2 separate regions of the Homo sapiens genome follow, and region 1 is linked to region 2. Evidence: chromatin loops called from intact Hi-C (ENCODE). Cell type or tissue: heart right ventricle. All regions are shown on one strand. Links, peaks and the distances in the headings refer to the core of each region. The heading gives the core; the rest is flanking DNA.

Evidence for each region. Peaks named below come from ENCODE experiments on the same cell type or tissue, not always from the same donor. Only the 100,000 strongest peaks of a DNase experiment are listed, where the experiment ranks them.
Region 1: a loop joins it to region 2, with 2.4 times the contacts of the local background. A loop is called at or near these places in 19 of 110 quality-filtered maps.

Annotation. Positions count from the first base shown.
Region 1 is chr14:102,149,268-102,156,274 of GRCh38, forward strand. The region is part of intron 1 of WDR20 (WD repeat domain 20); the gene reads left to right. Among named protein-coding and RNA genes, the nearest start is that of WDR20, 13 kb to the left of the region's middle. RefSeq lists an enhancer at 6,564-7,007. In heart right ventricle, for the core only: no CTCF peak of the experiment used is centred there; no DNase peak of the experiment used is centred there; H3K27ac peaks cover 990 bases.
Region 2 is chr14:102,205,115-102,212,121 of GRCh38, forward strand. WDR20 (WD repeat domain 20) reads left to right here. Exons shown (of 3, transcript NM_144574.4): 3 at 3,489-5,413. The coding sequence ends at 4,766. LOC105370677 (a long non-coding RNA gene) reads right to left here and starts at 3,492. Exons shown (of 2, transcript XR_944228.2): 1 at 20-3,492. In heart right ventricle, for the core only: a CTCF peak has its summit at 4,287; no DNase peak of the experiment used is centred there; H3K27ac peaks cover 695 bases.

The sequences.
Region 1 (7,007 bases), core at 1,925-4,424, 57 kb before region 2:
TGATGCTTTTGCCTTGTGCTCCCAAAGTGCTGGGATTACAGATGTGAGCCATTGTTCCCGGCTGATTTTGTATTTATCATTATAATACAAAGTAGAGGATATGTGCTCTGCATGTGGCATAGCAATGTAAGTATCAAGTGGAATTAAGGAGTAAAGGTGAAGTGGAAAAGTATTTCTCTGCCTAGTAGAAGAATATTGCATTGGGTTTCAAATAGATAATTTGCCCTAAAATGTTGTGTGCAGATCATATTTTTTATAAATTTTTAAATTTGTTGCCTTGTATTTCTAATTTCAGAAATGCTTTATTTTTATTTCTGATTGAGCGTAAGATGTCCACTGCTCTTTTAGCATTTTTCTCAACTTTTCAGCTTCTCTGCCAGTTGGTAATTTGTAAATTGAGAAATATTTTGTGTCATCAATTCTATTTTATTTATTTATTTATTTGAGACGGAGTCTCACTCTGTCGCCCAGGCTGGAGTGCAGTGGCTCGATCTCAGCACACTGCAACCTCTGCCTCCTGGGTTCAAGCAGTTCTCTGCCTCAGACTCCAGAGTGGCTGGGACTGCAGGCACATGCCACCACGCCCGGCTAATTTTTGTATTTTTTAGTAGAGATGGGGTTTCACTGTATTGGCCAGGCTGGTCTCTTAACTCCTCACCTCGTGATCCACCCGCCTTGGCCTCCCAAAGTGCTGGGATTACAGGCATGAGCCACCGCACCCAGACGTCGATTCTATTTTGTAGTAGATTTTTAAAAAGTAGATATATTATTCTAAAAACATGCCAAATCAGTTTGTGTTACAGCTTATCTTGCTTTGTATCAATAGGAAAATAGCTTAAATATATAGGTTTTATAAGAAAGAAGCAAGAATCATTCATGAGGAAGGAATTTATAAGGATTTTATATTTACAAAGTAAGAATCAGGCCTGGCATAGGATTACATCACGCCTGTAATCCTAGCACGTTGGGAGGCTGAGGTGGGAGGATTTCTTGAGGCTAGGAGTTGGAAACAAGCCTGGACAACATAGTGAGACCCCATCTCTACAAAAATTAAAAATTAGCTGAGTGTGGTGGTGTGCGCCTGTAGTCCCAGCTACTCGGGGCCGAGGTAAGAGGATTGCTTGAGCCCAGGGTGGGGAGGTCGAGGCTGCACTGTGATTGAGCCACTGCACTCCAGCCTCAGCGACAGAATGAGACCATCTCAAAAAAAAGTAAGAATAATTCAGTAAGAGGGAATATTTTAACATCTTAGTTACCGCATTGTAGATTATTGCTCTGCCATGAAGCTGTTTTTTTCTTTAGTTGACTCACAGCCAGCTTACCCTTTTACTACCCTTTTTTGTTCTGCTACAGTAAAACTTGTACAGGTGCTCATTCTCTTTACTTACTTGGATCTCTGCTTTAGAGCTCTGTCTTGCCTTAATATTTCATTTAATAAATATTTGAGTAGTTTTTGTGTGAAAAGCAGTATGCCAGACTTTGGGAAATCAAAGAAGTATGAGGTATGGGCCCTGACCTTAAGAGTATCATCTAACCAAGGACGGACATGATATTCACACACTCATTCTAAGAGGACTTACTGAGTGCCTGCTCTATATTGTTAAGAATCTCTGCTGTCAAAGAGTTCACAGTCCAATGGAATAATCAAGGGCTTATTCATTCAACTAACATTTATTGGACCTGTGGATCCAAAGATAAATAAGACATAGTCCCTGGCCCAAAGTGCCTACAGTCTAGTGGTGAGACAGATAAGTAAACCAGCAATGATAAGGCAGCTGCTAAAAGGCATTCAGAACTGAACATTGCCTATTAATAGGTGCTGTGTACAGTTGGTGAGAGGATAAATGCATAACTCTTTAAAGTTTATAGCCTTTTTATTTTCTCTTCAAAACCATCCATTGGGGAATTTTTTTTTTTTTTTTTTTTTTTTTGTCATTGGAGAGATTGTAGTGTGTCCACGGATAATGAAGGGCTACAGTAGAGCCTGATGTTAAACCCAAGGCCTGTGCCTAGGCCTCTTACACGAGCTTTTCTGTCAAAAAACGAACTATGACTGATACTGATGTGATTCCTGAGAGTGGGAAATAGTAGGCTAAAAAGTAATTAGGAGGTGTTTTTTTGTTTTTGTTTTTGTTTTTGTTTTTTTGAGACAGGGTCTCACTTTGTAGCCCAGGCTGGAGTGCAGTGGCTCAATCATAGCTCACTGCAGCCTTGAACTCCTGGGCTGAAGCCATCCTCCCACCTTAGCCTCCCATGTAGCTGGGACTACAGGTGTGCACCACCACGCCTGGCTAATTTTTTTTTTGGTAGAGACGAGGTCTTGCTGTGTTGTCTGGGTTGGTCTTGCCTGGGTTCAAACGATCTTCCTTCCTTGGCCTCCCAAAATGTTGGGATTATAGGCATGAACCACCATGCTGGGCCAGGAAATATTTTATAGAAGAGATATGACATGGGTACTCTTTTCTTTTCCTTTTTCTTTTTTTTTTTAATGAAACAAGATTTCACTTTGTCACCTAGGCTGGAGTGCAGTGACACAATCATGGCTCACTGCAGCCTCAACCTTCTGGGCCCAAATAATCCTCCTGCCTCAGCCTTCCAAGTAGCTGAGTCTATAGGAGCATGCTACCACCCACACCCACCTGGCTAATTTTTACTTTTTTTGTTTTTGGACACAGGGTCGGTCTCGCTCTGTTGCCCAGGCTGGAGTGCACTGGCACGATCTCAACTCACTGCAACCTCCGCTTCCTGGGATCAAGGGGTCTTCCCACTTCAGCCTCCTGAGTATCTGGGACTATAGGCACCATGCCCGGCTAATTTCTGTATTTTTTTATAGAGACAGGGTTTCACCATGTTGCCCAGGCTGGTCTTGGACTCCTGACCTGATATCATCCTCCCATCACAGCCTCCCACAGTGGTAGGATTATAGGTGTGAGCCACTGAACCCTGGCCCATGAGTACTCTTTTTCTTCCTCTCGGATATAAAGAAATGATCTGAACATCCCTGGAAGTATTGATAAGAAAGACAGCAAGATTTAAGAGATCACATAATAATAGTAATAGCTGACATTATTAATAACATATTAATCATGTTAATAATAGTGTGGATTATGGATAATTATGGATATTGTGCTAACAGATTATGCAGGGTCTCTCTTTTTTTTTTTTTGAGACAGAGTCTTGCTCTGTCACCAGGCTGGAGTACAGTGGGGTGATCTCGGCTCACTGCAGCCTCCGCCTCCCAGGTTCAAGCAACTCTCCTGCCTCAGACTCCCGAGTAGCTGGGACTATAGGCGTGTGCCACCATGCCCGGCCAATTTTCGTATTTTTACTACAGACGGGGTTTCACCATGTTGGTCAGGATGGCCTGGATCTCTTGCCCTCATATGATCCACCTGCCTCAGCCTTCCAAAGTGCTGGGATTATAGGCGTGAGCCACCGTACCTGGCCCCATGATCTCGTTAAATCTTTGCAAATAATCTTATAAAGTAGACACTATTAGTATCCTTATTTTACAGGTGAGAAAATGAGATTTGTAGCAACTGGATACTTTGCATAGGTTATAAAACTAATAAGCCATTGTCCTGGGGTTTGAATCCAGTTCTGTTCAACCCTAGAACCAGAGTGCTTAACAATAAGCTAGGGACTTATATTGTCAGTAAGCACAGGACTAGGAGTCTCATTGGGAGCTCTGGTCCCTGCCCAAATCTCATGTTGATTAGTAATCCCTAGTATTGGAGGTGGGGCCTGGTGGGAGGTGATTAGATCAAGGGGTGGATTTCTCAGGAATGGTTTAGCACCATCTACTTGGTGCTGCCCTCACGCTAGTGAGTACGAGTTCTCTCCAGAACTGGCTGTTTAAAAGTGTGTGTGGCACTTCCTTGTCTCCCTCTTGCACCTTCTTTCTCCATGTGAAGTGCCTGCCCCCCCTTCACCTTCTGCCATGATTGAAAGCTTCTTGAGGCCTCACTAGAAGCTGAGTAGATGGCAGCACTATGCTTCCTGTAGAGGTTGCAGAACCATGAGCCAGTGAAACCTCTTTCTTTTTTTTTTTTTTTTTGAGATGGAGTCTTGCTCTGTCACCCAGGCTGGAGTGCAGCAGTGTGATCTCGGCTCACTGCAAGCTCCGCCTCCTGGGTTCACGCCATTCTCCTGCCTCAGCCTCTGGAGTAGCTGGGATTACAGGCGCCCACCACCACGCCTGGCTAATTTTTTGTATTTTTAGTAGAGATGGGGTTTCACCATGTTAGCCAGGATGGTCTCGATTTCCTAACCTCATGATCTGCCCGCCTCAGCCTCCAAAAGTGCTGGGATTACAGGCGTGAGCCACCGCGCCCGGCCACCTCTTTCTTTATAAATTACCCAGTCTCAGGTATTTCCTTGTAGCAATGGAAGAACAGCCTAATACACTGCTAGATGAGATTTGCTAGTACAACTTGTGCCCTCCCTAGAACCTCTTTATACTAACTGCTTCCTCTACTAGGAATGCTCACCTCCCTTATTTTATGCATTGCTGGCTCCTTCTTGCTGTTTAGATCACAGCTGAAATGTCACCATCCATCAGAGAACCTACTCTTGACCATCGATTTGTGGTAGCTATTGGCCACCTTCAGTAATATCACTCTTTTAAATACCCTTTGTCTGGGTACAGTGGCTCATGCCTATAATCCCAGCACTTTGGGATGCTGAAGCAGGAGGATTGCTTGAGGCCCAGAGTTTGAGACCTTGTCTCACTATGTTAAAAATTTTTTTAAATGAGCTAGATGTGGTAGCACGCACCTGTAGTTCCAGGGGAGACTGAGATGGGAGGATCTCTTGAGCATAGGAGTTTGAGGTTGCAGTGAGCTGTGCTCATGCTACTGCATTCCAGCCTGTGTTACAGAGCAAGACCCTGTCTCAAAAAAAGAAAAAATCTTTCATATACTACTTACTACTGGTTGTCTTAGTCTCTCAGACTACTGTAACACAATACCATAGATTAGGTAGCCTGTAAAGAACAGAAGTGTATTTCTCACAGTTCTGGAGTCTGGGAAGTCAAGATGAAGGTGTTGGCGGATTCATTATCTGGTGAGGGCTCTCTTTCTGGTTGGTGTCTACTCACTGTGTCCTCACATGGTGGAGGGGGAAGGCAGCTCTGTGGGACCTCTTTTATAAGGGCACCAGTCCCATCCATGGGAGCCACACCACCATGATCTAATCACCCAGAAGCCCCTACCTCCTGATATTATCACATTGCTGATGAGGTTTCAACAAATGAATTTTGAGGGGACACAAACATTCAGACCATAGCACTGGTATTGTCATGTTTACTTATGTATGCATTTGTCTGTCTCTTTCACCTTCCTTATTGAACATAAGCTTCCTGAGAGCATGAATAAGCCTTTCTGTCTTATTCATCATTGTATCCCCTGTTCGGTACCTAGAACAGTGCTTGGCATGTTGCAGGCACTGAAATATTTATTGAATGAATAAATGAGTGTATACTTTGTTGCCTTTTTGTTTGTATGCTATCCTTGATTATTGGTGAGAATGATAACTTCACAGTCTATAAAGCATTTACATAGAGCACTTTAGTTGAGCTTTATGGGAGGTAAGGTCAGGCAGTCATTTATTGTTATTGTTCCTACTTTATGGAAGAAGAAATGGATTCAAGGACATAGATAATAATTGATAGGATTATTAATAATTGATAGGACAAAGACTTGTGACTTTGTCCAGCTTTTACTCCCTGCATTAACCTGAAGCTGCCATCCCAGCAGTTCTGAGTTTAAAATAGACCAACTCATGTTTGGAGCCTTTTTAGAGGTTGAGATTGCTCCAACAGTGCATATTTTGCCTTTTGTACGATGATCTGTGTGACTTTGAGCAGGTTGTTTAACCTCTCAGAGCCTCGGGTTTCATTTTTTGTAAATAGAGATGAGAATATCTGTCCTGCCTACTTCACTGTTTTTTTAGGATTAGTGAGATAATTATATAAACACTCTTTCAGAAATGGTAAGGTACTGTCAAATGTAAGATATTTCTTTTAGTTATACAAGGATATACCAAAGGGCTGCAACTGACTCATTCTACTATCTCTCACATGTGACTTGCTAATTGACTGCTGTTTTCTTTCATCTGGAGCCCTGCAAGGATAAGGGGGAACTGGGTAAGAATGGGGAAAGGAGAGCAGCCTTAGAGAGACCAGAGAGAGATTACTGGGAGAGCAGTGTGGGAATTTTCAAAGGTTGAAGAGACTCTGGGGAGAAGGGAAAGCAGATATAGGAGCTCAGCATTTTCCATCCCTTTGTAGATGTGCAGACTATGTCTGCTCTATTAGACAGCATTGACTCATTAGGGCTCCTTAGCCTGACTAGAATTTAGAGGGTAGCCTGAATGGGAAAAATATTTCACTTTAAAAAATTTATTTATTTATTTTACTAACTTCTGACATTTAACATGTTCCTCAGTTATGAATATAGACATCACAATAATAATGGGACCTGTGGCAATTATCAATGAAAATCACAGACATTTTTTCCTTTTTTTTTTTTGAGAGGGTCTCCCTGTCACCCAGGCTGGAGTGCAGTGGTGTGATGTGGGCTCACTGCAACCTCCATCCCCGGGCTCAAATGATCTTCCCACCTGACTTTCTCAGGTAGATGGGTCTACATGAAGCTTGGCTAATTTTTAATTTTTTTTTTTTTTTTTTGTGGAGACAAAGTCTCACTATATTATAGCCTAGGCTGGTGTTGAATTCCTGGGCTCATGCGAACCTCCCACCTCGGCCTCCCAAAGCATTGGGATTAGAGGCATGAGGCAGAGGCAGCACTCCCTGCCCACAGATGTTTTCATATCACATTGTGGTTGTTGCATGTGTGTCAAATATCATTTACATCCATCACTACTTTGAAATTACCATTAGATCTTTTTTTTTTTTTTGAGACGGAGTCTTGGTCTGTGCCCCAGGCTGGAGTGCAGTGGCATGATCTCGGCTCACTGCAAGCTCCACCTCCCGGGTTCACGCCATT
Region 2 (7,007 bases), core at 2,731-5,230:
TGGGTGTGGCGACACTCACCTGAAGCACCAGCTATACTCAGGAGGCTGAGGTGGGAGGATTGCTTCGGCCTGGGAGGTCAAGGCTGCAGTGAGCCGTGATTGCACCACTGCACTCCAACCTGAGTGATGGAGCGAGACCCTGTCTCAAAAAAAAAAAAAAGATATGGAATGAGAAAGCAGAGGTGAGACAGTGCATAGTATGCTCCCTTTGGTATGAAAAAGAAGAGTGGATAAATGCGTATTCATATTTGCCTTGTACATGCACAAAGACACTCTGGAGAGAGAAATGAGAAACTAGTACAGTGACTCAGGACAGAGGATCCGGAATGGAGTAGAAGAATGTAAGGCTTTCTACTGTATACTTTTATGTGAATTAATAATGTATTACCCATTCACACAAAAAGCGTATCTTGAAAGGTAATTTTGAGGCTTAGAGAGCATGGGTGTAAGCCTCTACCAGTGGCCAGCACCCACAGTAGACACTCTGATTGGAAGTGAGGGCCAGCACGCTGCTGTTGCTGCCCACAGACACTGCTGCCTGCCTGCCACTCACCCTGATATTGCTGAGACACAGGGCGCCCCCAGAGAAGCACGTGTTTTCCCTGCTGTCAAGCACATGATTGACAGAGAAAAACAATGGGTAAGGCAAGTGAGAAACCCTTACCACAATACAGGTGGATCCAAGGTCGGTTTTTTTTTTTTTTGGTCTGCGGTTGCTTAAACTGGTGTGCTCAGTCCACCATTGCCAGTGTGTCACAGTAACATTTAATTAGGCCCCCACAGGGGGATTGAAGTAGATTGGCACAGGATGTTATCTGTAAGTTACATCCATGTGTCTACTTAGGGTCGTCTCAGTGCACTGTTTTTTTTTGTTGTTGTTTCTTTTGAGATGGAGTCTGACTTTGTCGCCCAGGCTGGAATGCAATGACGTGATCTTGGCTCACTGCACACAGCCACCGCCTCCTGGGTTCAAGTGATTCTCCTGCCTCAGCCTCCAGAGCAGCTGGGATTACAGGTTCGCACTACCATGCCCAGCTAATTTTTGTATTTTTAGTAGAGACAGGGTTTCACCATGTTGGCCAGGCTGGTCTCGAACTCCTGACCTAAAGTGATCCACCCTCCTCGGCCTCCCAAAGTGCTGGGATTACAGGCGTGAGCCGCCGCGCCTGGCCACAGTGCAGCTTCTTAATACGGGAGTGAAGGTTTTTAATGTGTTTTGTCATTGCAGTAACATTTATTTTTAATGGTGCTATAAATGCTGTTCATACCTCACTATTGCAAAGCAATACTGTTTTTACTTGATCATACTAGTTTTTGAGTTCTCATGCAGTTTTTTGTTGTGTTTTTTAAGGCCCAAAATAAAATTTACTCCTAACCGTGCTGCTAGAAGTTTTTATGTCCTGAAATTTCTCCACACATGGTAAATAGAGTAACAATGAAGTGATCCTAGAAAAACTGGGATTTGATTTGGTTCTGGTGAAATGTAAGGTGCAGGAATTGGGAGCCACTGTACCAAAATCAGGACAGCAGTCTGGCTTCCCAGGCCTGAGTTAGCTGGTGTAGGCCTGCCTGACAAGGCCAGTGATGGAGCGAGCTGCAGACACCCTTAGGCCCTGGGCGATCAGGTACAGTTGTGTTTGTGGGATCAAGAGTGCTGGGGTAGTCTGGGCCCAGTGGGCACAGCAAGGTCTGGCAGAGCTGTGATGGGGGAGTGGAGGCCTCTTAATCCACCGTTCACCATCCCATCATCCTTGCACCTCCCTCCACCATCAAAAAAAAGCCCTGCTCTGGCCATGTAAATTATCTCTGTAACCCCTTGCTGAGAAAATTGCACGAAGGTCTAATGGAAATCCTGCCAGAGCAGCGCTGGGTTTTAGGTTGTTGGCATTAGTGCAGGTCAGGTGCTGTTTATAGGTAGGTCACCAGGCAGGAGGATAAAGAGGAGGTGGGGGATGAAAATACTGGCTGTGTCCCCAAGGCTGGCTTGCCACGTGCCTATTAATTTAAGAGGACCAGCCATGCCGTTTTACGGCAGTAAGCAGTGACACCTGCTGCTGAGTAACTGCCCAATGCATGGTCCCCAGCCCTGGGCCCGCATGCTGTGTGGCGTTCAGGCCTCCGTTCTTCCTGCCTGGGGTCCTTTGTTAGCAGCCTACTTTCTAGGGTCTAATGTTCATGCAGTGAGCTTGCATGGCTCATTAATTTCTTTCCCAGCCGTTCTTTTAAAAATCAAGTCGTCTTATTTCTGTAATTCTCTGTAAAGATGTAGCACACATGGCGGGCACATGGCCTCAAAGCCACCCTGGCAGAAGTCGGCATGTTTCTTGGCAGATTCTGCCCCTGTGTGCCCAGTACCCCTCTGAGACTTGAGTCAGGGACTCCCCACCTGTTAGGTGAAGCGGTGGTGTTCAACTTACCTGGGGCTGCTGGGCTCCTAAAGGGACACTGTTACTGGGGCGATGGTGCAGTGGAGAGCACTTGGCAGTAGGAGCTTCTAGGTAGAACTTGGGAGTCTTGGGACTTCTGGATGTGTTCTGGTGATGCGATTTTGCGCTCAGACGGTCCAGAAAGGGACCGCCCCTGTGGAAGGTGTTGCGCTGGCATCCCCATCACAGGATTGATTGGCAAGCAGGGAAAGAGACTTGTGCCTTTGGTGGGGCAGGTATTTTTGCCCTTCGTTATTTGGGTTTTAAAGGCAAGACTACTGACATACGCCTGTTAAAGAAACATCTCGGTCAGGGGTCCAAAGTTAGCATATGGAGCAGAGTGATGGTAATGAGACACACACTCCCGAATGAATCGTCAGTGTATCTCTCTCAACACCAGCAGAGAGGGTTTCGAGGAGATGCTTATGGAGATGCACGTGGGGCGGTGCATGGGAGTGAGGCGGCCTCAGTGGGCCCAGGCTCTGTTTTGGAGTTGTGTGTGCTGCCAGCCATGGACTGTGGATTTCACTCCCCACCTTCGAGCCGCCAGAGCAGAGGGGCAGATGGAACCAGCCCATTACCTACAGTGACAGTAAAGGCAGAGGAACCCGTGAGGGTGAGGCAGAGCCCTCCTGGCTGTGAGGACTCACAGGCTTCACCTGCAGGTCCTCGTAGAGGGGATACCACATGCAGATGCAGTGACCCCCAGATTCAGATGCACCTACTGTCAAGGAAGAAAGATCCCAGCAGGGCTGTTCCCTCCGCAGTGAACCCTGTGCCTGGCATCGTGTCTGGCACTTAGTGGCCCCTCTGCAAATATCTGTTGGCTGCCTGACTCCCTCCGTGAAAGCCAGCAGCCTAACACCGATTTTAGAAAGTAATTCTAAATTACCCCAAAAGGGCCAAAACGCTCCTTGCTGGCTTGGCTGACTGCAGGATAAAATGTGGAGGGCCTGGATAGACTTGCCCCTTCCCATCGAGAAGCACACAAGTTTTCTTGCTGGAAAAGTAGACCTTTGAGACTTCTCCGTTGTGCTAACTTGTTCTCCTTTGTCTTCACAGAGACTAATAGACAAGTCACGAGTTACCTGTGTCAAATGGGTTCCCGGTTCGGAAAGCCTTTTCCTAGTAGCCCACTCGAGTGGGAACATGTACTTATATAATGTGGAGCACACTTGTGGCACCACAGCCCCCCACTACCAGCTTCTGAAGCAGGGAGAGAGCTTTGCCGTGCACACTTGCAAGAGCAAATCCACGAGGAACCCTCTCCTTAAGTGGACGGTGGGCGAGGGGGCCCTCAACGAGTTTGCTTTCTCCCCAGATGGCAAGTTCTTAGCGTGCGTGAGCCAGGACGGGTTTCTGCGGGTGTTCAACTTTGACTCAGTGGAGCTGCACGGTACGATGAAAAGCTACTTTGGGGGCTTGCTGTGTGTGTGCTGGAGCCCGGATGGCAAGTACATCGTGACAGGTGGGGAGGACGACTTGGTGACAGTCTGGTCCTTTGTAGACTGCCGAGTAATAGCCAGAGGCCACGGGCACAAGTCCTGGGTCAGTGTTGTAGCGTTTGACCCTTATACCACTAGTGTAGAAGAAGGTGACCCTATGGAGTTTAGTGGCAGCGATGAGGACTTCCAAGACCTTCTTCATTTTGGCAGAGATCGAGCAAATAGTACACAGTCCAGGCTCTCCAAACGGAACTCTACAGACAGCCGCCCCGTAAGTGTCACGTATCGGTTTGGTTCCGTGGGCCAGGACACACAGCTCTGTTTATGGGACCTTACAGAAGATATCCTTTTCCCTCACCAACCCCTCTCAAGAGCAAGGACACACACAAATGTCATGAATGCCACGAGTCCTCCTGCTGGAAGCAATGGGAACAGTGTTACAACACCCGGGAACTCTGTGCCGCCTCCTCTGCCACGGTCCAACAGCCTTCCACATTCAGCAGTCTCAAATGCTGGCAGCAAAAGCAGTGTCATGGACGGGGCCATTGCTTCTGGGGTCAGCAAATTTGCAACACTTTCACTACATGACCGGAAGGAGAGGCACCACGAGAAAGATCACAAGCGAAATCATAGCATGGGACACATTTCTAGCAAGAGCAGTGACAAACTGAATCTAGTTACCAAAACCAAAACGGACCCTGCTAAAACTCTGGGAACGCCCCTGTGTCCTCGAATGGAAGATGTTCCCTTGTTAGAGCCGCTGATATGTAAAAAGATAGCACATGAGAGACTGACTGTACTAATATTTCTTGAAGACTGTATAGTCACTGCTTGTCAGGAGGGATTTATTTGCACATGGGGAAGGCCTGGTAAAGTGGTAAGTTTTAATCCTTAATGCTGCACCAGATCTAGAACTTGAATAGGTAGTGACTTTTTTCTTTTTCGTGGGAGGGGTGGGGTGTACAATGAATGTGAATGACACTTCTTATTCTTAATGTAAATCTCAATGCATCAGAGCCATAATTTTGGATACTGCATGCCATGTAATTCTGAATCATTTGATAATTTACCTTAGAGCATTTAAAAAAATATAATCAAACTAATTGCCAGCCAAGTCAGTCATCCTCCTGGGAGTATATAGAGTCCCAAGGTTAGCGCTCCTGTATTAGACTATTTCAATTTTAGGAAAATCATGACCATGTGGGGAAACAATGACTTTAAAATGCTGAAATTAAAATTTATGCTTTAACTGGAATATTTTTTGCTTAACTACTCAATTAGAATATTGTACACCTGATCAATGTGTGTTCAGCACAGATGGCCATGAATTGTCATTTATAGTCCAATTTTTTATCTTAATCATAAAATGTTTAGGAATCTATGAAATTTAACTTTAGGAACAAAACGTTTAGCAGGGTTGATTGATATTATTTTTACATTGTTCTGGCAATCCACAGAAAGAGAAGAGCCTTAATTTTTAAAACCCATTTTAGTCATTTTATGACAATTAAAGTTGTTTAATAAACATCTTTTTTCAAAGAAGCAGTTTGTAGCACTTTGATTGAGGTTCTGTGTACTAAGATACCCGTACCTCACTCAGAGCCTGACAGTTCGTGGGAACTGCGGGCCGAGGACGCCAACAGCATTGCAGAAGTGCCTCTTGCCACATAAGCGAAGACCTTTTCTTCAGATGCACTTTGCTTGTGTGTTTTCCCAACAAGGGAAAAGGAGTTTTTTGGTTTTTTGCCGGGGGCGGGGAGGTGCGGTGGGGGAGGGGGATTGGGTCAGAAAGGCACGTGACTCCTCCGCGCTTTGTTTCGTAAAGCCTGAGACTCCCCGAGTCTTCCGACTTCTCCCTGACATGGCCCTCGTTTGGGCTTCGTCCCCCGCAGAGGAAGCGGAAGTGCAGGTTTCCCCTCTCCTTGTTCTTGGATGGCAGCTGTGGTTCCGGGATTACTCTTGGGATGCTGACGCTGGCCATGTGCGTAGGCTTCGTCCTCAGTGGCTCCCACCCTAGCGCCTCAGCCCAGGACCTGGTGGCCTGTGGCTTCCTCGGCAGTGGGAGGCTCTGCTGCTCCCCCGGAGACCGCAGTCTTTCACCCTCACTCTCTACTGCTGCACCAGGAGCTGCTTTTCAAATTCTGGTTTTCCCAGTGGGTGAGATGGCCCCTTGAACTATGTATTCCATGTCAAGATGGTGGTTATCTTACTTGTTAACTCATTTTGGGCATTTAGGTTGTACACCTTTGTAATTAAATATAGAGACAACGATCACTTAGACCAGTTTGCGTAGTGAATATGATTCAGCAAAGTGAAGACCTGGTGGCTTTTCTTTCTCTGCAGTGTAAAGACCCTGGTAGCTGAAGCAGCAGCTCCCTGTGCTCTTAACGCAGCCCTCCCAGGAAAGCCGGGCCAGGTTCCCAGGCCTGCTTCCCATCTGCAAACATGTCACGGTGGCGCCATCCACCCTGTGCCCATCGTGGGCCTTAACGCAGTGGTTTCTGTTGAGTGTGATGGCATGGCCGCGTGCTGCCACCTGGGAACCACAGCAGCCTTCAGGTGCATCTCTCCTGGCTGTGCCTTTCACATCCCTGAGCACTGCTCCTAGGAGTATTCGTGTCCTCTCTACCTGTGGAATACGGGCCTTTGTTCCTAAAGGTGAACTGATCTAAGGTAGCCATGACAGCCATCCTTGTGGACAGTTTCCGCTTTGGAGGCCAAATTGGGTCATGTGGAGAGATTAGTGATGAACGCTCCATGTGCAACTTTTGCACCTACATAGTTGTAAACGTTCAGTTTCAAATGCTTCTGAGGCATTGAGTATGCAGTTTCAAAATTCAGGACTTAGTATTTGGCCTAAATAGAGAGTGGCCGATCCCAAGTAAGTAGCATTTATGGTGACATTTCTGGCGACCTTGCAGTTCTGAAGGTGTTGCCCTGGACAGGGAAGCCGTGGGGGTGTGTGCCCGAGTAACCAACGTGACCGACTGGGGACTCTCTGATTTCTCCCCCTTCTTTAAAATTCTCAGTCGCAGTGGCTGGGATGAAAGAGGGATTGCAGGGGTACACTGACAGGTGACTTAGGAGTCATTTGCTGATAGGAACCAGGGGTGGGAGAGGCAAGAGGAGGAGGTTA